Linked DNA regions of Homo sapiens: all the other regions are linked to region 4. The links are chromatin loops, found by intact Hi-C in ENCODE. Cell type or tissue: B cell. All regions are shown on one strand. Region 1 overlaps LINC01291 (long intergenic non-protein coding RNA 1291). Region 2 has its middle 110 kb from the start of TACR1. Region 3 holds the start of TACR1 (tachykinin receptor 1). Region 4 has its middle 120 kb from the start of EVA1A-AS. Region 5 has its middle 37 kb from the start of SEMA4F. Region 6 has its middle 57 kb from the start of EVA1A-AS. Region 7 overlaps TACR1 (tachykinin receptor 1).

What was found. A loop is a pair of places that touch in the nucleus more often than their neighbours do. Peaks named below come from ENCODE experiments on the same cell type or tissue, not always from the same donor. Only the 100,000 strongest peaks of a DNase experiment are listed, where the experiment ranks them.
Region 1: a loop joins it to region 4, with 25 times the contacts of the local background. A loop is called at or near these places in 89 of 110 quality-filtered maps.
Region 2: it touches region 4 in a loop (8-fold over the local background); 7 of 110 quality-filtered maps call a loop at or near these places.
Region 3: it touches region 4 in a loop (20-fold over the local background); 29 of 110 quality-filtered maps call a loop at or near these places.
Region 5: a loop joins it to region 4, with 8 times the contacts of the local background. A loop is called at or near these places in 30 of 110 quality-filtered maps.
Region 6: it touches region 4 in a loop (14-fold over the local background); 5 of 110 quality-filtered maps call a loop at or near these places.
Region 7: it touches region 4 in a loop (18-fold over the local background); 60 of 110 quality-filtered maps call a loop at or near these places.

What each region holds. Positions count from the first base shown.
Region 1 is chr2:74,918,192-74,922,191 of GRCh38, reverse strand. The region is part of intron 1 of LINC01291 (long intergenic non-protein coding RNA 1291); the gene reads right to left. LOC105374809 (a long non-coding RNA gene) reads left to right here. Exons shown (of 5, transcript NR_187884.1): 5 at 1,906-3,966. Among named protein-coding and RNA genes, the nearest start is that of LINC01291, 11 kb to the right of the region's middle. In B cell, CTCF peaks have their summits at 2,040 and 2,245 (motif pointing left); a DNase peak (open chromatin) is centred at 2,181.
Region 2 is chr2:75,309,789-75,313,788 of GRCh38, reverse strand. No RefSeq gene overlaps it. Among named protein-coding and RNA genes, the nearest start is that of TACR1, 110 kb to the right of the region's middle. RefSeq lists an enhancer at 1,742-1,811. In B cell, a CTCF peak has its summit at 1,633; a DNase peak (open chromatin) is centred at 1,608.
Region 3 is chr2:75,197,561-75,201,560 of GRCh38, reverse strand. TACR1 (tachykinin receptor 1) reads left to right here and starts at 2,041. Exons shown (of 5, transcript NM_001058.4): 1 at 2,041-3,015. The coding sequence starts at 2,627. All of the region lies in intron 2 of TACR1-AS1 (TACR1 antisense RNA 1), which reads right to left. In B cell, CTCF peaks have their summits at 1,657 and 1,856 (motif pointing left); DNase peaks (open chromatin) are centred at 1,090, 1,300 and 1,870; H3K4me3 peaks cover 904 bases; H3K27me3 peaks cover 2,941 bases.
Region 4 is chr2:75,402,324-75,406,323 of GRCh38, reverse strand. No RefSeq gene overlaps it. Among named protein-coding and RNA genes, the nearest start is that of EVA1A-AS, 120 kb to the left of the region's middle. RefSeq lists an enhancer at 2,269-2,328. In B cell, CTCF peaks have their summits at 1,995 and 2,196 (motif pointing right); a DNase peak (open chromatin) is centred at 2,183; H3K27ac peaks cover 523 bases.
Region 5 is chr2:74,689,024-74,693,023 of GRCh38, reverse strand. It overlaps a transcript of SEMA4F not described here. Among named protein-coding and RNA genes, the nearest start is that of SEMA4F, 37 kb to the right of the region's middle. In B cell, a CTCF peak has its summit at 2,255; a DNase peak (open chromatin) is centred at 2,243.
Region 6 is chr2:75,464,577-75,468,576 of GRCh38, reverse strand. No RefSeq gene overlaps it. Among named protein-coding and RNA genes, the nearest start is that of EVA1A-AS, 57 kb to the left of the region's middle. In B cell, CTCF peaks have their summits at 1,484, 1,690 (motif pointing right) and 3,859 (motif pointing left); a DNase peak (open chromatin) is centred at 1,666.
Region 7 is chr2:75,062,656-75,066,655 of GRCh38, reverse strand. The region is part of intron 2 of TACR1 (tachykinin receptor 1); the gene reads left to right. Among named protein-coding and RNA genes, the nearest start is that of MIR5000, 26 kb to the left of the region's middle. RefSeq lists a silencer at 1,450-1,549. In B cell, CTCF peaks have their summits at 1,334 and 1,535 (motif pointing left); a DNase peak (open chromatin) is centred at 1,525.

The DNA.
Region 1 (4,000 bases), 480 kb after region 4:
ATTTTTGAACAAGGGCCCCATGTGTTTATTTTATTTATTTGTTTGTTTGTTTTTTACAGACAATAAAAAGTATGTTGTTTACGGACAGGGTTTCACTCTGTCACCCAGGTGAGAGTGCAGTGATGCAATCATAGCTCACTGCAACCTCAACCTTTTGGGCTCAAGCCATCCTCCCACCCCAGCCTCCCTAGTAGCTGGGGCTACAGGCACGCACCACCATGTCTGGCTAATTTTTTTTTAATTTTTGGCAGAGACAGGGTCTGGCTATGTTGCCCAGGCTGGTCTCAAACTCATGGTCTCAAGTGGTCTTCCTGAGTTGCCTCTCAAAGTGCTGGGATTATAGATGTGAGTCACTGTGCCTGGCCCCACATGTTTTTACACTGGGGCCTGAAAATCATGTTTCCAAAACTGCCCAGCACCAACCTGCCAGCTCTGGGAATTCCAGCTCAGCATCCCTGAGCACCCCAGGTGAAGAAGTGGAGAAAGGAGGGGGTTTCTAGAGCAAGTGTTTACAAGGAGACAGAAAATTGAGGGGCCAGCAAGAAAGTGGTTCAAGTGATCAACCGAGAAGGCATCTAGGATGGGTGGAGTCAGCAGGGGACTGATGTATCAGAGGAAAAGGAAAGAGTCTGGGATCTGGGGGTCTTACACATAGACACCACTAGTTGGAGCAGAGGTAGAAGTGTGATTGCACCAGAAGGACAGGGAGCTGGCTAGTCTGGGGCCACAAAAACCAGAGTTTAGGGGAAGATCAGGCAAGCTGTGGCTGTTGATCATGGGACCAGGCTGAGGATGGGAACCGGTGGGAGGATGGGAGCAGTGTCCAAGCAGCAAGTGGAGCACAGTCCCTGATATTCAGAAATTTAGGCAGGCAGGCAGCACCAGAGAAGTTGGCACTAAGGACAAGGGTCCCAGCCACTGTGCAGGGATTCAAGGACAAGACTGGAGTGGGGTGTGCCCAAGCCCTAGAGGGACTCGGGCCTGGACAGGCTCTCAGAACCGAGGCCAGAGCACCAGTGTCCCCATGCCTCCCCCAGAAAAACCCATAACAAGAGCGGCACACAAGAAAAGGGCCAGGTGGGCTGTCTGGGAAGGCCAGCATCTCCTTTGCCACGGCTCCTCCCATGGGTGCCCATTGTTACTCTGTCCATCATTACCGTTTGGCACAACCATCCCCCACAACACCTTTTTCACCCACAACACTTTTTTCTCCCTTGATAGCCTGGAGGCTTCTGAAAGGGAGACACTTTCTCCCCTTTACCTGCTCATCCCCAACACTAAGCAAGGTGTTTGGCACATAGTAAGTGCTTAATAAATGGTGTCTGGCTGGCTGAGCGCGGGCCAGCTGGAACACGGATGGTAGCCCTGCTGGACATTGAGAGGGAGGCAGGGGTGCATAAAAGGGGCATCTGCCAGCTCTGGTATAGACCGCCTGGGTTCTAACCATGCCTCTGCTACTGCTAAATGGACCATCTCGGCCAAGTTATCCAACCTCTGCCCCTATGTTTCCTCATTATAAAATGGAAATTTTTATTTTGTATTATCTTATGTACCTTTGAGTAAATGTGTACATAGCAGTTAGAATAGTGCTGGACAGCACTTTAGGAGGCGGGGGCGGGAGGATCACTAGGTCAGGTGATCCAGACCATCCTGGCCAACACGGTGAAACCCCGTCTCTACTAAAAATACAAAAAATTAGCCGGCCTTCGTCATGGGCTCCTGTAATCCCAGCTACTCGAGAGGCTGAGGCAGGAGAATCGCTTGAACCCGGGAGGCGGGGGTTGCTGTCAACCCAGATCGCGCCATTGCACTCCAGCCTGGGCGACAGAACGAGACTCCGTCTCAAAAAAAAAAAAAAGTACTGGACGTGCCACGCACTTGCTAACACTATCATTAATATGACAGGTAAATAACATCTTTGTGTGGCGTGTTGCAGCTGTCACAGCCGCCAGCAGACAGCCGACTCCCTCACCAGTAAACACCGCGGCTTAGGTGTTGCCCACCGGGCACCGGAAGGCGGCCCCCTTCTCGCTCTCCAGTGAATGTTCCTAAAACAACTGCGGGGTCCAAGAGCACAGGGAGAACAGCGCCCCTGACGCAGGCTGCGCACCCGCCCGGAGGAGGCAGTGCGTCAGTCCTGAGGTCACCGCCACCCGCTCCCGGGGGACGGCCGCCTGGGCAGGTGAGGAGGCGACCACCTCCCAGACGCCTGCCGGAGCTGCGGCGCACCGACTCCCTGCTTCTCCGAGCGGCGAGCGCCACCTGGAGGCTCCCTCGAGATCTGCATTTAGGAGGCGACGGGTCCTTTCATCGTTTTATTCATTAAACATTTATCGAGGCCTGGAGCGATGGTTCAAGCCTGTAATCCCAGCACTTTGGGAGACCGAGACGGGCGGATCACTTGAGGTCAGGAGTTGGAGACCAGCCTGGCCAACATGGCGAAACCCCATCTCTACTAAAAATACAAAAATTAGCCGGGCACGGTGGCGCACACCTGTAATCCCAGCTACTCATGATGAGGCTGAGGCACAAGAATCGCTTGAACCCGAGAGGCGGAAGTTGCAGTGAGCGGAGATGGAGCCACTGTGTGTTAGGCTCTGGCGACGTGGGGAGAAATAAAGATAATGTCTTGTTTCCCAGGGCATTAATAGCGTGATGGGGAAGACAGGCCATCAACAATGTGCAACACTAAGGGCTAGGAAAGAGGTGGATACAAAGGAGGGAATAAGGAATGTGGTCATTCCTTAAGGTGTTTATTGGTGCCAGGTACTGTTCAAGGCACCAAAAAGAATGGAACCAAACAGAGATCCTGCTCCCAAAGAGCTCATAGTGGAAGGACAGCCAGACAAGCTTAGAATTACGGGACAGGCCTAAGAAGGAGCCAGACTGGGGACCAGAGGCGTCCGAAGGGAAGTCCAGGAAGTACCGCAGGAAAACGTGATATATATTAAATCTTAAAGAATGGGCAGGATTTTGCCAGGCTTAGTGACAAGATATCTTCCGTAAAATCGTGGAACTGAAAAGAAAGGATATAGGTTGAAGAAGGGCTAGTTCTGTGTCTGAAATAGAAGGAACATGAAAGAGAAGTGCTGGGACATGGGGCAAAAAAGGGAGTTTGGGGCCAGATCGTGAAAGCCTTGGTTTAACAGGTGAAAAGTTCAAATTTGATCCAGGTAGCTGGCAGAGTCAGAGGTTCTAAAGCAGAGACCTGCTCTATAGAAAGCTCACCATGAAGTACAGCAGTGATGGTGGATGAAGATACCAACAGCTCAACCTCCTATGTGCCAGGGAAATGCTGAGCGCTTAGCACCTGATATTTATCTTAATTCTCTAAATGGGCCTATGGGGTAAGCATATTATTATCCCAATTTTATTGGAATACTTCCCTGGTAGGGCCCCTAAACAGGTAGCCATCAAATGCCTGATAAATTCCAGCTAGCTTTAAATTCTAGTCGCTACAGAGCAGAGCCCTTCCATCGCACTGAGCTGAAGGAGCCAGATGGGCATTACAGACAAGACCCACTCAGTAGGTGAAATCAACAGAGCCTAATGACTATCTAGATCTGCAAGATGAAGAATAGGAAAGAGCTAAAGACAAGATTATGATGAAAAGTTTGATTTTGAAATAATACATTTTTAAGAGCTGAGAAAAACCGTATCCATCATCCAGAACAACCGCCTATTCTACCCACACTCCCAGCACCACATCAGTACACGTGTGCCTGTACTCACCATTCTGCCTTGCCTCCTGCTGGCATGGACGAGTGCTGCGTGTTCCTAAGTGCCACCTTCCGCTGTGCACTCGATCCCATCCTCGCGCCCACGCAAGAACATCGCTTCATCAATTGGTCCTTCTCTCACATATGAAATTTTTGGTCTTTCTACTGAGTCATTCCCATAAATATACATGTGTACTACAATTTCTCTCATCGTAAAAAATAATAAAAATATTTCCTTGACCTCAAATCTCATACCCCTGCCATTCAATTACACCAATCCT
Region 2 (4,000 bases), 93 kb after region 4:
CAGAGTCTAGGCTGGTCTCTGGAAATGACTTTTGGAACAAAACTGACTAAAAGTATAGCGACTTTTTCTATAATTAGAATGTTGGTGGATGAGGAAGCTACTGTACCCCTTTTGGCTCCAGGATCTCACATCACTCCATGTCTAACTGGGGGTCAAGAAGCTGCCCCACGGGGAGCTGGTTCCAAAGCCATCACATGCTGGCTAGAGCCACATCCACAAAATAGATGCCTCGCATTTTGCCACTTCCCTCCTTGCAGAACTTGGTTCTACATTCAGGTCTCACACAAGTGCCTCTGGTTATCTTGGTGCAAGGAAGTCTGGGATATATAGTTTTCAGTTTTCCAGCCTCTGTAGTAGAGAAAGGCACACCAGGAGGAGGTTGTAAGAGATGTTCATTTCTTGATCTGCCATTTAGCTGCCGGAACTGTGGACATTAGCCAACTCCCTGGGACAAAAGTTTCTACTCAATCCAGCTCCTGTTCTAGCAAGATACCCCAGGCCACACATAAGAGGAACAGCCACCATGGGCTTAGTGTCTGTGAATTTATATCCTGAGCTGCCTACCTTAACCACCAAATCCCACTGCTTCTGCCATCCACACCCTTGCCTCATCCCTTCTGTTTGGCATATAGTTCACTCAACCTTGGCCTTTCTCCCGGGTAAGCATATGTCTTCTGTGGCTTGATGGAATTTCCGCAGATGGCCTACACAGCCCTAGGACTGTCCCTTACCATGAGGGGTCCTGAAAGCGGGTGTCTTCTTCCACTTCGATCCAATTTGTCTCACCGTCTAGGGTGTGACTTGTTTACAATCAAACCCCAATGCTGGGAACAATTTAGTTTTTCACTTCTTCAACAACAAGCTTGGAAAAAAGTGTCATTTTGGTGCACCTTCACAAAATGCTGCTACCCTACAAGGATGCTAATGTCAATGTGTATCGTGAAGATACAACAGGACAGATGTGGTTCACATTGGTGGTTCACACTGTAAGAATCTTATTTTTCTCAATAAAAAGTGCATCTTGGCTACAAAATATTGTGTGGGGTCATGACCCCATTAATTTCTTTAAATGAAATTTCATTTCAGGTAATTATATTATACTAAATGATGTCAGACAAGTATTAAATAAGCCTGTGGAAATAATCATCCTTCAATAACGGAGAAATTGAAAGCTGCATTTTATTCATGACTGAGCATAAATAACATGTTTAGATTTCATTGTTTAGTAAAAAATGATGCATAAATTAACTCTTCCCCTAATTTTAGTTCTATTCAGACATGCCATTTTAATTCCTCTTAATGTACTCATTCATAGAGTTAGTACCAAGCGGTATAAAAGACACTAGTCTTCATCTCGTAATAATTTTAGCAAAGGTCCCTTTGAATCTACATGTATAGGTCGTATTTTCCTTCCTTTCGATGCAACACTAAATTAAACTCAGTATGTTGCTCAGACATGTGTTGGGAGAAATAGACAAAGGTTATATTGATGCATGTGGTTTCCTGGTCTTTTCTAGGGCATGATCTTATATTATCACCCTCCACCACCTGGCCTCAGCAATCAGTGAGAGGGCTGTGTTCCTATGAGCAGTTTCACATCCTCCTCCTGCCTTTCACACTGGCCATACAGGGAACCCCTGTGGCTGTCCCCGGATACTGCAGGCTGCTGCCTCCTGCACACCTGCTATTGGCCAGATCACTCTGCCCCCTGGTCCCTGATGCCTGACTGTGTCCTTGGGTGAGATGCACCTGAGAAACTGTAGCAGTGCTGCTTGGAACGAGGGCATCCCAGTTAGCTATGGATCAGGACTCTTGCTCATTTTCACCACCTTTGGCCAGAGCACAGCCAAATGTCCAGTTCTCTACTGTGTTTCTCTCCCTTGGCTGGAACAAGGACATAAGCCTCTGCAGGCCCCGGGACACCCCACCCTGCCTCACTGAAAACGAGAACCTCTCTTGGGAATGTGCAGAGCTCTGGGAGGTTGCTATTCCAATTCAACCAGAATTTCATGAATTGTGCTTTCCAGTTTCATTTGGAGAAACAGTTGCTTTGATTAAAATACAGGTATACTTCCTCAGAGATACTGTTGATTTAGTTCCAGACCACTGCCGTAATGGTCACAGTAAAGTGAGTCACATAAATGTTTTTGTTTTCTGGTACATATAAAAGTTATGCTTACACTAAACTCTAGTCTCTTAAATATGCAACAGCATTATATCTAAGAAAAATGTATGCAGCATAATTAATTTTTTTTATTGCTAAAGATAGAGCAAGGAGGATACTAAAAGAATCTGTCTTCCACCTCGGGGGTGAAGGGGGCAACTAGACATTCATCCACTTATTTATTTTGGAGCCTCTGAGCCCCCTCTGAATTCCCTCTGACCCACCCCCCCACCACACACAACAGCAACAACAACACACACACACACACACACACACACACACAGCCTGTGGAATGGCAGAGAACACACAGAAGGACACACACACACCCAAGCTTATGGGAACAGATAATTTTGAGACTTCATGTACCACCAACCCCAGAGCAGAGTTCTTGGTGACAGTGGGAGCTGCTGCCTCTGCAGCCTGAGGACAGAAAACTTCTAACCTGCTATTTGAAAGCAGTCTATTCCCTGCTTCCAGCAACCTCTACCGATGTTTACAGATGGCTCCACCATTACTCATCACCCTCTTGGGGCACTAATTTTGTCTTAAAGTTTAGTTTCGTTTTTTTGCGAAAAATTGAGTTTAGTTTCCTTTTGTGAAGAAGTCGCTCCACCCTTCTTACATCTGATAGTCCTTCACAGCTTATCTCTTCAGCCCAGAAGAGTAACACATGTCTCCTAAGAACTGTATTATTGAATCTTCTGGACACTCAAGGAGGTACCTACCATCTATCTGACTTAAGATGTATAATGCTATGCATGCATTTGAAGACCCATGTGTTCCCCCGATTAAATTATTCACTCTTCCGGAGGGAAACCACTATTCCGATCTTATTGACACATATTTCTTAATTTTTCTTATTCTCCTTCTGCTTGCTTTCAAATAATCTCGGTCAAAGTTTGGGTGTTTTTCCTGGTCCTCCTTTACCCCAGTGGTATCTTGGTCCCTCCATTACATAATGCCAGATAATGGAGGGATGTGTATGGTCTTGATTTACAACTGAATACCTGGCTTCTAAGCCTCTCATCTGATCCTGAGACCTGGCCAGCCTTCATGTTGGAGGACTTTCAGATGTCTAGCCAGCCCACACCAATTCACTGCACGTCTACTGCTGGTCATGAGCCTTTGCGGGCCTCGGGGCTCCCCACCTTGTTTCACTGAAAATGGGAACCTCTCTTGGGAATGTACAAAGCTCTAGGAGTTTACTATTCCAATTCATTCAGAATTTCATAAATTGTGCTTTCTAATTTCATCTGGAGAAACAGTTGCTTTGATAAAAATACAGATATACTTCCTCAGAGATACTGTAGATTTAGTTCCAGACCAGTGCTATAATGCAAATATCACAGTAAAGTGAGTCACATAAATGTTTTTGTTTTCTAGTACATGTAAAAGTTATGTTTACACTAAACCCTTAAATGTGCAATAGCATTATATCTAGAAAAATGTATGTACCATAATTAAATTTTTTATTGCTAAAAAATGCTAATAATCATCTGAATCTTCAGTGAGTCATACTCTTTTTGCTAATGGATGTTTATGGCTGCTGACTAATCAGGGTGGTGGTTGCTGAAGGCTAGGGTGGCTGTAGCCTTTTTCTAAAAGAAGACAACAATGAAATTTGTTGTATCAATGGACTCTTCCTTTTGCAAAAGATTTATCTGTAGCATGTGATGCTGTTTGATAGCATTTTACCCACACTAGAACTCCTTTCAAAATTGGAGTAAATTCTCTCAAACTGTGCCAATGCTTTTTCAACTAAGGGTTTTATGTACTATTCTAAATCCTTTGTTGTCATTTCAACAACGTGCATAGCATCTTCCCCAGTAATACATT
Region 3 (4,000 bases), 200 kb after region 4:
CCAGCCCCAGTGCCCAGCACAGTACCTGCTTCAAAATATCAACTTGCTGTACTAATGGAGGATAAATGGATTAATGTTTACTTTTTAGCTATTTCATATTTATTTTATATTTAGCTCTTATTACATATTTAGATTTTATTCGATTAGCTTTCTTTTTCTCCCTTAACCACTGAATAAAGTTCCTTTTGAAAACGTCAGCCTGGCTCTAATGGACAGGGAGAAAAAAGAAAAGATAACTTTAAACAGCTTGGAAGGAAAATTAAAGATAGAGAAGTTTCCCCTCCCCCCTCCCCCACCCTCCGCATCCCCTTCCCTCTCCCTTTTCCTCCCTCTCTCTGTCAGCTCTTTGAGATGGTGGAAGCCTCAAGCAGAGATCCAAGGTGGAGGAGGCATTCCCTTCCACAAAGAAGACCTCTTGTGCAGCCGCTCTAAATAAAGGGACGCTGTTCTCTTGAAAGCATCTCTAGAGTTTTCTATGCAGTGTGTTTACGGGTGCCTAGGAGAACCTGGCAAAGCAATGTGCGGTTCCTATATACGCTAAAATCCCAGGCTCCGAAAAAATACAGAGTGAAACAGCAGATTCTCCTCCCCGGCGTGGGATCCAATTTTTGCCCGGCATAAGTGTATAGTAAATTTCCCAGCCTTAAAGCACTTCCCGAGAGATGCTTTGAGCGCTCGCGGTACCAGTGCGTAAACGCCGCTCCCCGGCTGGCGCGGGTGTGCGCCAACTCCAACCTGCGCGCAAGTCTGCCGGTGCGCGCTCCAGTCCCACAGCTCCGAGTCCCCGCAGTGAAAGGAGGGGGCGGTGCACCGGGGTAGATGGGCCCCTGAGGACTCCCGGGGTTCAGTTTTCCGCGGAACTCTGCCTGCAGCAGTCTGGCGGGAACGTGCTGCGGAGCTCATCCCATCTTGGCTTCTCCAAAAGGGTTTATACGGACTGGCGAGTCTTTGCCCTGCCTCCTCCAAGTGTCTGGCACCAGTTCTACCGTTTGAAATGGTCTTGGACTGGGATACGAGGCCTCAAAGTCAGAAGACGGCAGGGCAGGATGGAGGCGGGCAGAGAAGGCTGGCTGACCTGTCCTCCAGCCCCTATGCAAACCTGGAAGGGGAACAGGGAGAAGGACCACCGATGCCACCCCGAGCCCGGCTCTGGCCTGCAGGCTTGGCAGGCGCGGAGGCGGAGGCTGCCAGGTCCCCGGGAGGCAAACGCAGCGCCGCAGTGATTGCTGGCGGAGAGCCCAGAGCCGCGCGTCTGAGCGACAAGCTGCCTATGAGTGTGGCTCCTGCGCTCACCAAGATTCGCAGGGAGCTCAGCCCTGTCCCCAGTGATTGAGCAGAGGCTCATCCAGAGGGGTCAGGTGGAGGGCTCAAATGGAGCTTCTCCTGGAACGAGGGGCCAAGTCACCAGGGTGGCTGAGGAAAGTGTCCTCAAAGCTTAGAGACTGTCACTTCCCAGGTGAATCAGCTAGCCAGGTAACTGAGCTAGATATTTTGTGGGGGTGTTTCCTAAACACAGCCTCAGGAAAGTTGTTTTCGGGACACCTGGACCAGGGAGTCGTCGCCTCTGGCTTCTCGGTAGCTGGAGCGCGGCCCGGAGCGCGGCGCTGGCACATCGCCCCCACACATGACCGTTTCCCATTGCCACAGGCAAGCCGCCTCTGCAGAGCTGTCTCAGGGCTCTGGGCTTCATTCCCTGGAAGTTGATTGTCCTCCACTCCAGCTGTTTCCCAAATCCTTCCTTCCTCCCAGCACCCCTCGTGCAACGACGATTCCAGCTGCGGACCGCATCTGTGTCAGTTACTTCCAAGCCACCTACTGCCCCCTCGCGGAGTGCGTGGGGCTCCCGGCTCGCAGACTCCCACGGCAAGTAGCAAGCAGCAAAAGGCGTGGTAGCTGCGGCGGTGGAATGAGACAGTTGTCAACAGCTGGCGCAGCTGCCGCGCTGCGCACCGGGACTGGCGAGTACGCAGCCCAGGTACTGCCCCTTCCCAGTGACGTCTCTGCAGGGGGTTATAAAAGCCTCGTGCGCAGCTAACTCGCGAGCTGAGCAACCCGAACCGAGAGGTGCCCGCGAAACTGCAGGCGGCGGCAGCGGCAGCAAAAGAGAAGGAAAAATCTCCAGCTGGATACGAAGCTCCAGAATCCTGGCCATAGGCTCAGAACTTTTACAGGTCGCGCTGCAATGGGCCCCCACTTCGCTCCTAAGTCCTCACGCAGCACAGGGCTTTGCCTTTCCCTGCGGAGGAAGGAGAAATAGGAGTTGCAGGCAGCAGCAGGTGCATAAATGCGGGGGATCTCTTGCTTCCTAGAACTGTGACCGGTGGAATTTCTTTCCCTTTTTCAGTTTACCGCAAGAGAGATGCTGTCTCCAGACTTCTGAACTCAAACGTCTCCTGAAGCTTGAAAGTGGAGGAATTCAGAGCCACCGCGGGCAGGCGGGCAGTGCATCCAGAAGCGTTTATATTCTGAGCGCCAGTTCAGCTTTCAAAAAGAGTGCTGCCCAGAAAAAGCCTTCCACCCTCCTGTCTGGCTTTAGAAGGACCCTGAGCCCCAGGCGCCAGCCACAGGACTCTGCTGCAGAGGGGGGTTGTGTACAGATAGTAGGGCTTTACCGCCTAGCTTCGAAATGGATAACGTCCTCCCGGTGGACTCAGACCTCTCCCCAAACATCTCCACTAACACCTCGGAACCCAATCAGTTCGTGCAACCAGCCTGGCAAATTGTCCTTTGGGCAGCTGCCTACACGGTCATTGTGGTGACCTCTGTGGTGGGCAACGTGGTAGTGATGTGGATCATCTTAGCCCACAAAAGAATGAGGACAGTGACGAACTATTTTCTGGTGAACCTGGCCTTCGCGGAGGCCTCCATGGCTGCATTCAATACAGTGGTGAACTTCACCTATGCTGTCCACAACGAATGGTACTACGGCCTGTTCTACTGCAAGTTCCACAACTTCTTTCCCATCGCCGCTGTCTTCGCCAGTATCTACTCCATGACGGCTGTGGCCTTTGATAGGTGAGATTAGCCTTTGTGAAAAGGCGAGAAAGTGCTCATAGAGGACCACGGCATTGCTGTGAGGTTTGGAACTGGGTGGGGTATGGGTCAAGTGGAAGATTGGCCACTCTGAGGGTTTTTTTACTGATCAACTGAGTCATTTGTTGATGGGGAACTTCATCTTATGTATTTCAACTTTTTTTCCTCTTTTTTACCCATCACTCTCTCTCTTCCTTTCAACACACATCCCCCTTTTCTTCATTTAACTCCCCTTTCTTCATCTCTTCTCCACTCATCTTCCTGACACTTTCAACTTCTGCTTTGCTCCTTTCCATATATTCCTTCTCCCCTTTACCCTTGCAGGCTGCAAACAATACCTAGGGTTTGGTCAAAGGACTAGACCCTGGAAGGGGCTTTGTAAATTCCTCCAGGCCTGTTTTTCTGTCAGACAGCCTCTTGTTGCCTTCCTGTTTTAAGTACACCTAGAGGATTCTGGGACTTTCTGCTCCCACTGCAACTCTCCAGTTTGTTGTTGTAGTTGTTGTTGTTGTTTGGTTGGTTGGTTCGTTGGTTTGTGTTTGTTTGTTTGTTTGTTTTGGATGTGAAAGAGCATTTCATCAGTATCATAAGATACTCAGAATTCTAATGCAGTTTACTCTGTAATGCTAGGAATTCTCATTCAGGAATGAGAGACAGTTATGCTATCCTTAAGAAACTCCACGGATAGGGATCCAGGAAGCTTACCCAAGAGGTGTTCTAAATTTCTCCTGCAATGTAAAATGTATGTATTTAGCCTGTCTCTATCCACAGAGAAACATGCTTGGCAAAGGCATTTGAGAGCTCTTCTGTTCCGGCAACCAACAGGTTAGGGTTCCCAAAGCTGACTGAAAGTGAAAAGGTTGGCATTTCAAACACTGGGGATGGTATTCTGGAATGAATGGCTCTTCAGGTAGCATGATGGAAAATTGATTATTGGAGCACAGCTCTGTTGGTATTGTCTCCTTTG
Region 4 (4,000 bases):
TGTATGTCTGCTTAACTCTGCCTATAGAGTCCTTTTGAATGGATGCATACAACACAAAAGGCTGAGCCATCTTTCACAGGCTCCACACTATTGTGGGTTTCGGCTGACAGCCCAGATAGCAAGAGTCAAAAGGCAGATGTGTTTTGTGAAGACTTGAGTGGAATAAAAGAAAATAATGCCAGGCTCAGAAGAGAAACTTCGCATGGATGGAAATGGGTAAAAAATACTCAGAAAATAGAATTCTAGTGAGCGGTGGGAAACTTTAGTAACCTTGAAAACACTCAGAACTCTCCTGTAGTATGTAGAATGCCTTTAGAATCCTAGAGAAGTCAGAAAAGACCCCAAAAAGCTAGATTATATTAATATAGAAAATGTATTATGATAAAGATAAGAGCCTCCACATAAAGGTCAATGAAAGATTTTAAGTTCATCTCAAAGTATTTCATTTTGGCCTGGATTTACATTGACATAAAATCTCAGAGACTCATTCCAGCTTTTCTGGGGCCAAGATGATTATCTCCTCCTGCAGATCCCCCAATATAGTTAACTTTTCCGTGAGGTGAAGTGTGATATAAGCCTTCATAAGAGCCAGAAGCACACAGTAAGAGATACGGCAACTGACAGGGATATTCTGGAACACTTACTTAAAAAGTTTGAAAATACAAAAGGGAAATCTACATGCAGATAAGCATTCTAGTTTTTATTCTGCCTTCAGATGATGCCAAAATCCTTGGCAATACGTGGAAATGGGTGAGTGAAATTCTAATATTTTTCTGCTTGTTTATAGTTTATTACTTCTCATTTTAGTATTAATCACCTATAATTACACCATATGTTAACAATAACATGTGGAAAACTAAGGAAAGGGCAGATAGCCAAAGAAAAGCTATTTGAACCCAGAGGGAGATTTTCAGGAAAGAAAAGATAGTTCGGCAGTTAGAGCTTATAAGATATGTGTGCTCAAGAGAAAGAGCCATGACCCAGATAAGAAAAATAAAGAGTATGCCTTAGACTGGGGGAAAAAAAGAGAAAGAGCTTACATCTCAAATGAGAGAGAGAAAAAAAAGAGACAGAGAGAAGGAGATTTATGATGGATGGATGCTCTTTAGCTGTCTAGTACAGTAAAATTTTGCCATCAAATGTGACAACAGGAAGCTTCTAACAAATTGATATGTGATGCCTTAATGATATTTCTACCCAACCTGAATGGGTCACATAGCCTCTCTCTGGCTCGAAATTCTTTAATCTATCCTGGAGTATTTTGCAATTTCTTCTGCCTCCAGTTGTACTGCTTAGTCAGTGATAGGCAATCGTTTTGCATAGATCTTAACAATAGAACATCATAATAGAAAGTCACCTACTCATGCATACCATTCTTTCTTAGGTCCTATAAAGCATTTGGTTGTTGCTTTGTAAGAAAATATGGAAATGCAGTTGTCCTTAAAACAATGAGTATGTGCATTACTGATATAAAATTTATGCCCTGAGACACTATTTTCATACCTTTCTGTGTACTTAATAACATTTTGTTTCAGTGATTAATCAGTGTATTCAATTTGGGTACATTGCACATGTCAATTAAATTTAATGCATAGAGCATCAACAATGAGCATAATTCTTTTGAAGTGGTAACAATATGAACAGCTATGAGGAAGCTCCTGCATGCACAGGAGCTTTGGTTATTCGAGATCTTTGGTGGTTTCACACAAATTTTAGAATTGTTCTTTCTATTTTGTGAAGAATGTCACTAGTATTTTGATAGAGATTTTATTGAATCTGTAGTTAACTTTGAGCACTATGGTAATTTTCACGATATTAATTCTTTCAATCCATAAACGTGAATGTTGTTCCACTTTTTTGTGTCCACTTTAATTTTGTATTAGATTTATAATAACAACTATATCACAATACTGATAACAATTGTATGATTCCATTGATTAGAAGATGTAGTCTTATTTTAGAGATGTTAGTACGTGAATAAAAGTTTCAGAACCATTGCAGTATGGTAATGTGATGTATAAGATAGAGTGACGAACCCCATTTTATTATATCTTCATGTGTTCACACAGTCATGAGGAATTTGGGAAATTTACTCCACCGGGTTAAAAGAATTTTTGCCTGGGACCCTGATAGGCGTGATATACAGAGAAATTGTTGCAATTCTCAGGATAAACCAGTAGAGGGAGGAATTCTCCACAGTCAGGAGCACACTCAGCAAGCAAGAAGCAACATAACCTAATTTAGACCAACGAGTAGATGTTGTAGGGTCTATCTGTGGGAGTGTAAAGTATGACTACGGAGGCGGAGGTCGCAGTGAGCCGAGATCATGCCACTGCACTCCAGCCTGGGCAACAACAGGAAAGTCTGTCTCAAAAAATAAAAATTTTTTTTAAAAAGATGGGGTGACACTTGAGTACAGTGGTTCGCTAACTCAATATAACTAGTATCCTTAAAACGAGAACGCCATATGAAGAGAATAGACATGCATACAAAGAGAATACCATGCAAACATGAAGGCAGAGGTTGGGATGACGCATCTACAACCAAGGTACGCCAAAGAGCATCAGCAAATCACCAAAAGCTAGAAGAGAGGCACAGAACACATTCTCCCTCACACAGTTCAGAATGAACCAAACTTACTTACATGTTAAAATTATACTTCTAGCCTCCAGAACGGTAAGACAATAAATTTCTGTTGTTTTAAGCCACCCAGTTTGTGGTAGTTTGTTGTGGCAGCCCTAGGAAACTAATACACTCAGTAAGAGACAAAAAAGCAGGATCAGAAACAAAAAAAGCAAAATGAAATATAAATGAACAAAGTTTAAAAGATTACAGAAGAAATTTTCCTTTCTCCAATGTCAGAAATCAGTTAGGTCTAAGTGTGTGGAATTATTTCTGGGTTCTCTATTCTGTCTCATTGGCCTATGTGTCTATCTTTGTGCCAGTACAATGCTGCTTTGGTTACTATAGGTTTGTAGATATTTTGAGGTCAGGTAGTGTAATTTCTCCGGGTTTGTTCTTTCCCCACCCCCTCCCCCCGCTCAGGATTGCTTTGGTTATTCGAGATCTTTGGTGGTTTCATACAAATTTTAGAATTTTTCTTTCTATTTTGTGAAGAATGTCACTAGTATTTTGATGGAGATTTTATTGAATCTGTAGTTAACTTTGAGCACTATGGTAATTTTCACGATATTAATTCAATCCATAAACATGAATGTTGTTCCACTTTTTTGTGTCCATTTTAATTTTTTATTATATTTATAATTTTCATTGTACAGATCTTTGACATCCATGTTTATATTTATTCCTAAGTTTATATTTTTTGTGTGACTATTGTAAATGAGATGGGTTTCTTGATTTTTTCTTATTTTTTTGCTTTTATGATTTTTTAAATTGACACAGTACATTTACATATTTATGTGATATAGTGTGATATTTTGATACATGTATACAATGTGTAATGATTGAATCAGGGTAATTAGCATACCTATCACCTCAACCATTTATGGATGAGAACATTCAAAATCTGCTGGAGAGGATGTGGAGAGGATATGCTGGAAGAAAGGGAACCTGTGTGCTGTTTGTGGGAATGAAATTAGTATAGCCATTATGGAAAGCAGTATGGAGGTACCTCAAAGATCTAAAAATCTAAAAATGGTACTACTATAGGATCCAGCAATCCCACGACTGGGTGTATGTTCAAAGGGAAGGAAATCAGTATGTCAAGGGGATATCTGCACCCCCACGTTTATTTCAACACTTTTCAAAATGGCCAAGGTATGAAATAAACCAAAGTGTTTATCAACAGATTAACGAATAAAGAAAATGTGGCATATATACGCAATGTATTACTATTCAGCCTCGAAAAAGAATGAAATCCTGTGGCAATATGGGTGAGTCTGGAGGACATTATATTAAATAAAATAAGTCTGGCAAAGAAAGATAAATACCACATGTTCCCACTCATATGTGGAAGTGAAATAAGTTGATCTCATGGAAG
Region 5 (4,000 bases), 710 kb after region 4:
TCTGGCCTATGGGTTTTGAAGTGATTCTTATTTTTATTTACTTTTCAGCATGTCCTAAATGCTTTATTACGAGCATATGTATGTAATTGTTTAGATAAATTTCTTTCACCCACAAATAAACACACTCGTGTGTGCACATGCAAAACTCATTTCAAGGTCAGTGAGATGAGCTGCATTTCTCTTAAAGTGGCTAGTGTTTGTGACCTAAGGCCACTTTCCAACTCACTCCCACCTTTGTGAAAAACCAAGCTGGTCTGCTCTGCCTGGTCCCTGCCCCTCTGAACAGAAGCCTCAGATCTGTGGGCTCCAAAAAAGCTTACTCTGGGTTTGATTTCCCAGGTGACCATGGCCCCTGTCCTCAGTACTCATACCCAGTCCTAGCCCTATCCTAGCTGTTTGCAAAGAACTCCCAGCCCTCTGAAGCCTGCCCACCTTGCCTGAGTGAAGAGGGCTCCTCCTTGCCACACATCCAACAGAAGCCTTTGCCTCCCCAGTGGGTGAATTTGGAGATCCCTGTGGCAGTCTGAAGCCTCCAAATGCCAGGCTTCTCAGCCCCACAATGGGGCTGAAGGTCATAGGCAGAGCATACCAGGTCCTGTCACCTCATCCCCGGTCTCTTGGGACCTTAAATGTCCCCCATATGTGTTTCCTCCCTTGGGTCCCTGCCTTGTATTTCAGACAGCTAGTTGGGTGGATTCTGCTACCTCGTTTCTGTTGGCCACATTTCATGAACTCTGTGTCTGCCTTTCCCCACCTCATCTTAGGCACATTGCCTGGCACAAGCTGCTGGTATGTGTGGTGCATCTGATCCTTACTTATTCTCCACCCTGCACCCTGAAGTTGTGAGAAGGCCACTCCTAGGTCTCAATTCCTCTGGGGAGAGGACTGGATTTGTTATCTTCCTGCGTCAACTTGAGTCATAATCCAGCAGTCTGCCCCTAGAGCCTGGTACTTCTTTTGCCTGGTACTTGCCCCACACCCCACCAGCTTCCCTCCTGGCCCAGTGCCCACCACACCATCGGAGGGTGGTCAGGCCTGCTCCGTAAGGCTGGACACTGTTACCCCCGACAGGAGCATTCCAATGGCTGCAGCAATGGAGTGACCGAGCCATATATACGTCCAGCATGACTCAGTAGACTGAGATCAAAGCTGGCCTTGATCATCTTGGGACTCTGAAAAATATTGGCATAATCATCCCTCATCTATCCAGAACCAGCTTCCTATCAGTCAGTGTCTCCTTTCCATAATTTAGTTATGAACCAGGAATTAATGCACCAATACAAATGCCTTCAAATAGAGTTACTTTGAACCTGGGAAAACTTTACATTATGCTCATTTCTACCTAGCTTGGTTATTTGATTTCTAACTCCAAAACGTTTTAGGAAAAGCAAACTAGGAAAAGGGAAAGCAGCAGCTATGTGGCAGTCCTCAGGAAATGATTGCCTGATAATTGATAACATGCAAGGTTTGGAAAAGTACGAGACCTCCAAAAGAGGGAGCAAACAGTCCTTTGCATCTGATATTACCACTCAGCACAAAACCTCATGTTTATAACGTAACCCCAAGTCACACACATGCAAACATGAGTCACCTTCAGCATGCTCCCCGAGGATGCCTAGGTGTTTCCGAACAACTCCCAGACCTCTGAAGGCTGCACACCTTGTCCAAAGTTGAGAGGGCTCCCCCATGTAATGCATCTCTGAAAGCTTTTGCATAATCACAGTACGTGAGCAGCATGGTCAGTTCTCATAATTTGTACTGCAGTTCTCAGAGACTGATGGGAATGTATTTTTACGGTTGACATATTTACAACAGTAAATATATATTCATATATTTAAAGCACAAATCGTGCTTTATTTGCTGCCTATATCCTTGTTTCTTGAATTAGCTAATGGAGGGGAAAGAAACCTTGACCAATTAATTGTTAATGACTTCAGTTTTCTAATGAACTTCGCCTTCCTCATCTCTAAAATGAAGCCAATAATACCTGCCTGAAGCACTTTGGATGACCACGAAAATCTAATAGGATGGCTATGTGAAAGTTCTACAGAAAGGAATAAAGAATGTGTAGTAATTTCCCTTATCTAGATTGGATCATGGATCTAAATTACAGAAGGAAGGAAAACTACAAGTACACATTACTCAAAGGTTAGAGATTAGGCAAATCTTGAAGACAGATAATTGACAGAATTGGGCACAGCTCAGAAGGGACTTCCACCAGCATTAGCAACAGGCTATTCTTGGGGAAAAAGCGACACCTACTGCATCTAACTATACTGCAATGGACCCAGAAAACCAAAAGTCTTCAAACTTGTGTTCAATGTTAGTCGGGCACGAGATCCCTACTTCACTATTGCAAAAATAAAAAATTAGAAATAGTCATATTGTATTTCTCCGGAAAAATCACAATCTCCTTTCATTTAAAAATAACTGTTGTTTTTCATATTCAAGTGTAATGCATATTAGTTATAGATATTTAAAGAACATAAATATCCTCTAATAACATCATTATCAAACGTCTTAGTGCTGCTGCCACTGCCATCTTCATTTCTCTTCATTCTTCCATTTTTTTCCTTCACTTATTCTCCTTCCCCACCTCTTCATCGTCCTCCTCCTTCTATCTCAATTCATGCACATTGTAAAAAATAAATAAATAAATAAGACAGTAAATCAAAAGTAAAACCCCTCATCAGGGGTGACCATTGCTAACAGTTTGTTGTGTGCTATGCCACACAATTTTATAACAGTGGAAATACATTATCTATTACAAATGATTGTAAGATAGTACTGGTTGTCATTGCTGTCCAGCCAAAGATCACTGGGAACACACCTGTAGTCAAGCAAGTTGGGGTTATTACTCTTTGCTGCGGGGGAGAATGCATGGCATGGGGAACCGTGGGGTGTTTCAGTAAGAGGGTGTTAGAAAGAACTTATTATGGGACTCAGGCTTGTGCTAGGGGGTTTGCAGAAGGGTTTAAGGAAGCAGGGTAATTCTGTGCGTGGGTATCTTAATAACTCTCATCCGGAAGGAGGGAAGACTGCTGCAAGGCTAAAGCCAGTGAAGAACTGGTAAAGAAGCACCAGTCATTCCTATTAGCCAGGACAGGAGGCTGCTCGGTCATTTTGTGGTCTGGACAATGTACCTGTTTTGCCTGTGTTGAGACATGATTATAGAGTGATCTCATTTTTTTCTTCATCATTGGCACTGAGTGTCCTTGTCTGATGTTGGTGTTCTATGAAATCCTTTATGTTCAATAGGAAAACACTGAGGCCTGGCTATGAGTGCCAGGCCAGCTCCTGTCTGTCAGGAAACACTTTTCTCTTTCTTATTGTTTCCTCCTTTTTTGCTTAACAATGTGGACATTTTTTCAGGTCAATACTGAAGCTTATTTAACCAAATTTCACTTGTTGAATAATTGATTTTTTTCCCAACATTTTAGGCTTATAATTATTATAAAAATAAAAATCTTTAGAAGTATGTCTTTGCACACTTATACTGCTATTTCCTTAAAATAAATTTCTAAAAGTGTAATTACTGGATCAAATGATATATACACTTTAAAGTTTTCAATAGATATTACCAGAATGCCCTCCATAGAGTGTGTACTAATTTCATTTCCAACAATAGTATAGAATGCCCACTCTCCACAAATCCTTGTTTGGGGAGCACACAAGGTCACCAACCTTTTTTTCTTGTTTTTTCTGGTTCCATAGACAGAAAAACATCTTATTTTAAAGTGTTTTATTATGTAAAATTTGATATACACAAAAGACAAAATGAGGCATGTATATGTCTCACTAGACTACACTACATTAGACTGTCTCAGTAGCTTCAGGGGAGTCTGGTTAGGTGGTACAAATGCTTTGATTGGCATCCCAAACCTGTTTCTCAAGCTGCTAGTTAAGAAGAGAGGTCAGTAGAATGAGGTATCTTTGGGTTCCTCAGATTTGGAACACACCTTAACAATAGCGCCTTTCAAAGTGTGTTGCTGTCTGCTTA
Region 6 (4,000 bases), 62 kb before region 4:
GTCTGGCATTATTATTCCTGTTTTAAAACTGCATGTGTCTTTCTGCAATTTGCCTTTTCTCAGTAACATTATGTTTTTAGATGTTTATCTGTGCTAACACATGTCACTCTGATTCACTCAGTTTAAAAAGTCCTTTCTAATAGACCACAGTTTATTCATTCTCCCTTTCATGCACGTTTATGTTTAACTATTTTTTTTCTGTTACAAACAGTGCTGCTACGAAAAATTCTTCTATATATCTTCTTTTGGAACATGTATGAGAATTTATCTAGGGTATATTTCCAGAAGTTGAATTTGAGGCTGTAGGTTTGTGCCTCTTCAACTTTAACAAGTATTGCTAAATTTCTGTCTGAAATTGTTATACCAGCTTACACTCTCAGCATCTGCATAGGAGGGTTCCCTTATCTCCCAATCTTTGACAACACATGATATTATCAGCTATTTTAATCTAGTCACAATCTGGTATATGACTTGGTATCTTGTTATTTGAAATCACATTTCCCTGATATTAATGATATTAAACATCTTTCCCTGTATTTATTGGCTTTTTAGCTGTAAGTTCCTCTTCTATGAGTTACCCATTCCTATTGTTTTCCTTTTCCCCCTACTGCGTATTTTTGTTTGTTTCTAGTGATTTGTGGTAATTCTTTACAAATTCTAGCTACAATCTTTTATTGGTTATATACTTTGTAAATCTCCTGCTTCATGGCTTGAATTTTAATTACGTTTGTGATGCTTCTTGTTTAACATAAATACGTTTTTCTTTTAGAGGAGTCAGATTTATCAGTCCTTCCCCTTACAATTCATGCTTTTTATGTCTTATTTAAGAATCTTACCTTATTCTGAAACCAAAAAGATATTTTCTTCTGAAAGTTTAATATTTGTATTCTTCATACTTTATTTATCCTATAATTCATTTTTATTGATGAAGTGAATTAGGGATCTACATTCATTTCTCATTTAGAGGTAACCAGTTTCCCCAGTATCATGGATTGAGTAGTCCATCATCTTTTACATGATTATTTTATTCCACTGACCTATTTGTCTATCCCTGCACCATTACTACAATCTTAATTAACATAGCTTTATGATGAGTTTTGAGATCTGGTAGATAAATCTCCTTTTTTCTTCTTCAGAATTGTCTCAGTCATTCTTGGTCCTGGCCTTTTTTCTTATGTAGTACACTGACAGGAAACAGGAGTGAAGGTGCCTCTACCAGTTCCTCCACATTGTAGAATTTCCTCATGTATTGTTTGTGATCAATGACCACTGACACACAGACCCAGTGAAGGAGCCAGTGTCAACTTATGTGAGAAGTATTTATAAAACTTCATTTTCTTCTTGCTTTTTATTGACAAATAATTATATAGAAAGCAGTTCTACTATTTTCTTTCCATACTTTAGTGGCTATATCTATACTTCCCCAGAGTGCAAACCACATTTTGAAGACCTCTTGCCTAAATCAATGAGCTGCTTTAAAAATAATAGATTCCTCACCTAACCACATGACTGAATCAGAATTTCTGGCAGTGGAGCCTAAAAATTTGTATTTCTAACAAGCACCCTGGATAATTCTGTTGTATTTCCACGGTTGGGAACCACAGAAATGATTTGACTTTCCAAAATGGTTATCCTGGGAGTAACATTAGATTTTCTGGCCTGTAGGTGGCGCTCAGGCTTCTTCCTCCCCATCTGTCACCTCCTCCTTCCTGATTTCCATGAAGGACAAAGGTAGGCGCACCATGGCCCCAGAGCCAAATCATGCCTGCCTGTCTTTGTACAGCCCATGAGCTGAGAATAGTTTTGTAACAGATCAAAATTTTTGTAACATATCAAAAATCAAATTAAATGGTTGAAACAAATCAAAAGAAGAATAATATTTTCTAATACATGAAAATTATATGAAACTCAAACTTCAATGTTCATAAATAAAGTTTTCTTGGAACATAGTCATGCCTATCCATTTATGTATTAGCTGTACATGCTTTAGCACTACAATGACAGAGTTGAGTGATTGCCATAGAGCCGGAATGGTCTGCAAAGCTTGCTGGACCTTTGCAGAAATAGTTTGCCAACCCTTGGTCTAGGGTGGTCAGCAAGAATGTTATTGGCCTATGGAGCAAGAGATGGTGCTTGCACGGAGGCCCTGAGTCTGAGCAGTGAGTTCACTCCTGTGGCTCTCCAGGACCTTCTTCTCAGGTTCTCCAACAAAGCTCTTGCAGCTCTGAGGACCTGGCTTCAGAGCTACTTTAAAACTTTCACAGGACCTAGCCTCTCCTACTTTACTACATCAAACTTTACTAAATATACTACATTGCTAATAAATGTAATTTATATGTAACTGTAAGAGTCGAGTTGGAGGACAGTTTTCTGGTTGAGACAATACTACATTTTGTAGACATTTAAATGAAAGATGCACTTATTTAGAGAAATGTCACAATTCTGGATCTCTCCTGGCTTAGCCATCCAGAATCAAGGACTCAGGAAGCAGACACTTGCGTTCCAATCTTGACCCTATCATTTACTAGCAAAATAACTATTTTGTGACTCAGTTTCTTCAACTGTAACATGAAGATGGAAATAACAGTACCACAGGGATGCTGAAGAGCAAATGAGTCAGTATGAGAGAAGCTCTCAGAATAGAGCCTAGGGCATAGCAAGTACCATATAGGCATTTGGCAATATTACTACTTTTATTTGTAGTTTTCATTTCATGTGTTAGACCCTATCCAATTTTTGGTTCAGTTCTGAAACACTTTCTTTAAATAAGACTATGAAAAGTCCATTTGTGCTGCTGTGCGGTGGCACCTAGTGGCTTGGACAAGCTCTGCCCCATGTTTAGGGAGCAGTGATTTCCCTGCTATTTTGAAGGTGTGTTTTCCATGGGCTTACTGTTTGTTTGGCTCACCTTTATTTGTCATCAGAGAAGCATGGCACCTAATGGTTGGATTAGAGTTTTATCTTTTGGGGGAAAGAACTAGGAAAGCCACTGCCTTGTTTTGTTCTAAACTTTGGTTTGGAACTCCCTGAAGTCAGCCTAATTATCAGGAGACCATGTTAAAGAAGTCACATGACTGGAGCAGAAAAGAGCCTGTGTTTGCTTGGCCTGTTCTTCATATTGAATGTGGGGTTCTGTAGGTTGTGTAGGTTCAGAATCCTGGGTTCTAGTTGAGATGTTATCAGTCAAAATCTTTATTCACTGGATCACTTGTTATCACTCAAAATGTTTATTCACAGGATGTATTCTATAGCAAAATAATGTGATCAACCACCTCCATCTTTGAAGGTAGACATCTTCTATATCTCACTAGCTTAACTGCTCAGGATGGAGAGCCTGAGTTTTTCACTAGACTTTCCATGCTCAGACTGGGCCATATATTAACATCTTTCTATAAGTCAGGCAGTCTGGACCAAAGAGAACTTCGTAATAATCTCCAAGAGTATTACTATGATCTATTTTCCTTTTCTGTTTGTTATCTTAGTCAGATTTCAAGTCACCAATAACCGTCCTTGGGGTGGGTCAACTTCTCTTTTGTTCCTGCCAGCTGTTTCAATCACTTACAGATCTACCTCTTCCCTGTAGGCTTTTAAGATTATAACCCTTTATGTCAGGATAAAGTCTAGACTCAGCATACAATCTATTCAATGTGTACCCAGCTCACCTCTCCACTAGTTTCTTCTGCATCCCATTATCATGCCAATAATCCTTGGCATGATTTTATTTCAAACCTTTTTCAAGTTTTTGAAATCTTTTTTTTTTCCTGCACATTTGAGCATGACTATGTATTGAATGCTATTTTTGTAAGCAGGTGAGAGACCTCCCTCTACTGGGCAGATACACAACTGCTGCCCATACTTAGAACGAAGAAAACTAGTTTTTACATTCTATATTGAAAAAAAGGTAATTTACATCTTCAATATTTTAAAGTGACTTTGTAATACATCTTATCTTGCCCTAGGACGAGTTGTCACCAAGTATCTGCCTCTTCTCTGTTTTCCT
Region 7 (4,000 bases), 340 kb after region 4:
AACCGAGAGTCTCTCTGGGCTCAGGGTTCAAGACAAGAACAGGCTGTGGAAATACAAGAATGAATCCAAACATGAAATGGAATCGAAGACTTGGCCGCATTCCAGTCACTCGTCTAGATGAATTTCAATCCTGGGCCTGCTTTTTTAAGCTACACAATTTTTCAATAAATTATCTGCCATTATAAAATGCTGCAGATAATTTTTGTGCTTGACGTATTTGTTCATTCTTGAAAAACTGTGGTTTCCCCGCTCTGAGTGACATTTATCCATTCTTCTTCTTAGCTCATCTGAGCAGAAAGAGAAAGAAATGCACAGGGCTGAAATGAGACAAGGACTGATCTGTTTTCTATTCCCATTTCAACCCTGAGTGACTTGAACAAGGCAATTACCTTCCTTACACCTTAATTTTTCCTGTTGAAAGGAGGTTAGCAATATCTCTCTTTTACCCAAAGTCCCAGAGGTAATGAGATGAAGTGGAATCCACTCTCCAGAAACACCTTTACAATGAAACTACTGCAGGTAGAAAATATGAAATTTCTACATCTTCTAAGCCGATAGCTATTTACATTGTATTACACTTGATAATAAATTTCCTCAGAAGAAAAGGTTCCTGGCCAGTTGTTAGTAGTGGCTGTATTAAGATTTGTCTTGTTGAGAGTACATATTTTCAGGGCACAGCAAAGAGAATGGGCACTTAGCATCAGGGCTGTGAGTCTGGATGCTTAGTCCAGACTTAGAGACATGGATGGCTATTAGTCACAGGCTATTGGGACTAAAACTGTTTTGATTATTTTAAGTGCTTTTTCAAACTCCAGAGAGAGATGAGAGGAAGTGTAAAATACCAACCAACACCCACATTTATGGTGTAACTTACGTATATCAAGAAATGTTTACTCATATCCGTTGGCACCAATTGAAGCAGTTTCTAAACAATGTCCCACCAAAAATAAGCTGATTTGGAGTGCGTGACAGAAGGATAAAGTACAAGCTTCACTTCTGCATGTATCCAATCCGTCTCCCACAACCCCCAACCCCAGCCCAGTGTTCATTCCAGCTGCTGCATCGAGAGAAGCTCATCCCAGATCTGTCCCTGCCTACCCACCCAGCAAAAAGCCTTCCACTGCGGCGATGCGATACTCAGCTAACTCAACCTCAAGCAGAGCACAACACAATAGAATTAAGACCCATCTAGAGGGTTTGAGAGTGGGTGGATTATATCAGCAAAACATGTATCAGTACCCACTGATACTCAGAGCAAATGTCACATATAAAATGCAGCCTTGTCCTCAATAGGGTTGCAGTATTCCAAGGGGATTTGCAAAACTCATGCTACAGTGGTTTAAAACAAAACACCCCACATACTGGAAAACTGCACCATGACATGGTAAGGAATGTAGGGGTTGGGAGGTGGGCACTGTGTGGTGTGTAATGAATTCGACCTCATAAAATGCATGCTGCTTTCTTGCTAGGTTACTGAAATGCCTAATGAATACTGGTTGGTCCAGGTGCCGGCTGCAGATTGGCGCCACCTGGTGGCAGTTACCTGCCTCACATTTCCGTATCTGGGGCCGGAGGACTTGGAGAACATCCTCAGAGATTCCAGGAATCTTCAGATGACTGATATCATCTTGCCAGGCTGGAAAGGCTGACCAGGGAGCATAATGCAGATTCAGGAGGTCCCTTTCTGTCTCCCTGCTGCCTGAGGCAGGGTCTCCCTCTCCACCACATCCTCTTCTCCACCCTAAGTAAGAACCTTAACTTACCACTAGGAGCTTTGTGGTCGCCACCAGCCCTGGCCTGCCCACTTGTCTCCACTCTGGGAAAGAGTCACTCTCCTTTATTTCCTCAAAGCCCCACTACCATGGAATTTTTGGATGAGGCATATTTTACTAAAGATTTGAGGAGCTGAATCGGGGAATTACAGCCTAGGACAAAATTGTGTTTTCTTGAATTCGCACTCAGATACCACTGTTCTTTACAATGCATTGAGCAGCCATCCCTGCAGGAAATGTCTTGCTGGCTGTGTCCTTTTGCAAGTCCCTCTTCCAACCATGGGGCTCAGGTGCACTCGCACTCTTTCTCGCCCCTCTTTCTGTCATGCTTAATATGGTATCTTTTTCCCTTTTTCTTGTTACCTGTACTCTTTATATTTTTTCCCCACACAGATCAATTTAGCATTTTCACTCTCCACCTAAATTAGGCTTCTGCCCTATTTTTTCCTATCCCAAAATACAATAAGCTCCCCAGCCAACCCAAAGACCGTCTAACTTGTCCTCTCTCAGCAATTCAAAGCCTGCAGAAGCTTTAGAATTCAAGTTTTGTTTGTTTTTCTTAACGTATCTACCCAGTTGAAATTTCAGGCAGGACTATCAGCCACTTGCCTCCTCAAACACCATTACTGCCCTGCCTCCTCTCCCTAAGCAGACTGAAGGGAGGAGGAGTGTGGGTGAGGGAGCTCAGCTTCTTCTGCATGAGTCTGTGTTTCAATGTCTCTCGTTAGAGCATTCCCAGACTCTTGAGCCATTCCTAGCAATGCACCCTTTTCAGAACCTTTTTTTTTTTTTCCTAACACTGCTGCCCAAGAAAGAATCTGTAAGGGGGCCATGAGGTCCAAGGCAGACCAACAACATTCACCACTACACTTCATCATGCATGTCATGCTGGGAAGGGCCAGTGGATTTACAACCTGATCTCTTCTGAGAAGCTGCCAACCTGGCTCTAAATAACTGAGACCATTCTCTAACCTTCTTCGTAAGAAATGTGCAGGTCTGAAGATATTTTATTTTAAAAACTAAGTAAAATTCAGGACATTCTAATGGTGTAGCCACTATTAAGGGTTCATTTGTTCAACGATTAAAGTCCTACGTGTTCTGAGTTAAGACCAGAGTAATCCAGGTCGGTTTCTATCCCAGAAATAAGAGGAGATTTGTACTGCCATAGATAAAGGATGTGTTACAAAGTCATAAAAGTTGAGATGGTGCAGAGCTGACACCAGTAAGGAGGGATAGATGAAGGAAACAGAAGAAAAACCCAGAAACAGAGCCAACAATATAGTGAGTGGTATGTGGTCCAAGTGCAAATTTAAATCATCAGGAAAAGGATAGAGTATCCAATAAGTGGTCCTGGGAAAAGTGTAAGCAATGTTGGAGAAAAAAATATTTGGAGTTTCTTCTCATAATACTCAACAAAATAAATCCTTAATGGGCTGAATAGTTATAATGCAAATAAACAAATAAATAAATATCAGTAAATGTTTTTGTGATTTTGAAATGGAGAAGGTCCTTCTAAGTATAACACAATAGAAGCCATAAAGAGTTCTTTCCAAATTAGGAAAGACAATATGACCACCCCAATATACAACTGAGTAAATTATACAAGCAGTCAGTTCACAAAAGAAGAAATGAAAATGATTAAAAAGCATAATTATTGATATGGTTTGGCTGTGTCCCCACTCAAATCTCATCTTGAATTCCCACGTGTTGTGAAAAGGACCCAGTGGGAGGTAATTGAGTCATGGGAGCAGGTCTTTCCCATGCTGTTCTCGTGATAGTGAGTAAGTCTCACAAGATCTGATAGTTTTAAAAAGAGGAGTTTCCCTGCACAAGTTTTTCTCCTGTCTGCCACCATGTGAGATGTGCCTTTCACCTTCCGCCATGATTATGAGGCCTCCCCACCCATGTGGAACTATAAGTCCAATAAAACTCTTTATTTTGGAAATTGCCCAGTCTCAGGTATGTCTTTATCAGCATGAAAACAGACTAATACAATTATAAAATTTTAAGTTACAATGAGTTAAGAATTATAATTAAAGTAGAGAACCATGTATGACCTATCATGTTGGCAAAAACTATGATACCTGATAGTGCCCAGTGCAGCTGTGCAAACAAAAGGGTAATCTCATAAACTGGTACAGATTGGCACGTGTTTTCTGGAAAATGACAGTATATATCAAACCTTTTAAAAACCCTTTAACTTAGTTCTGGTGACTTTAACCTTGGGA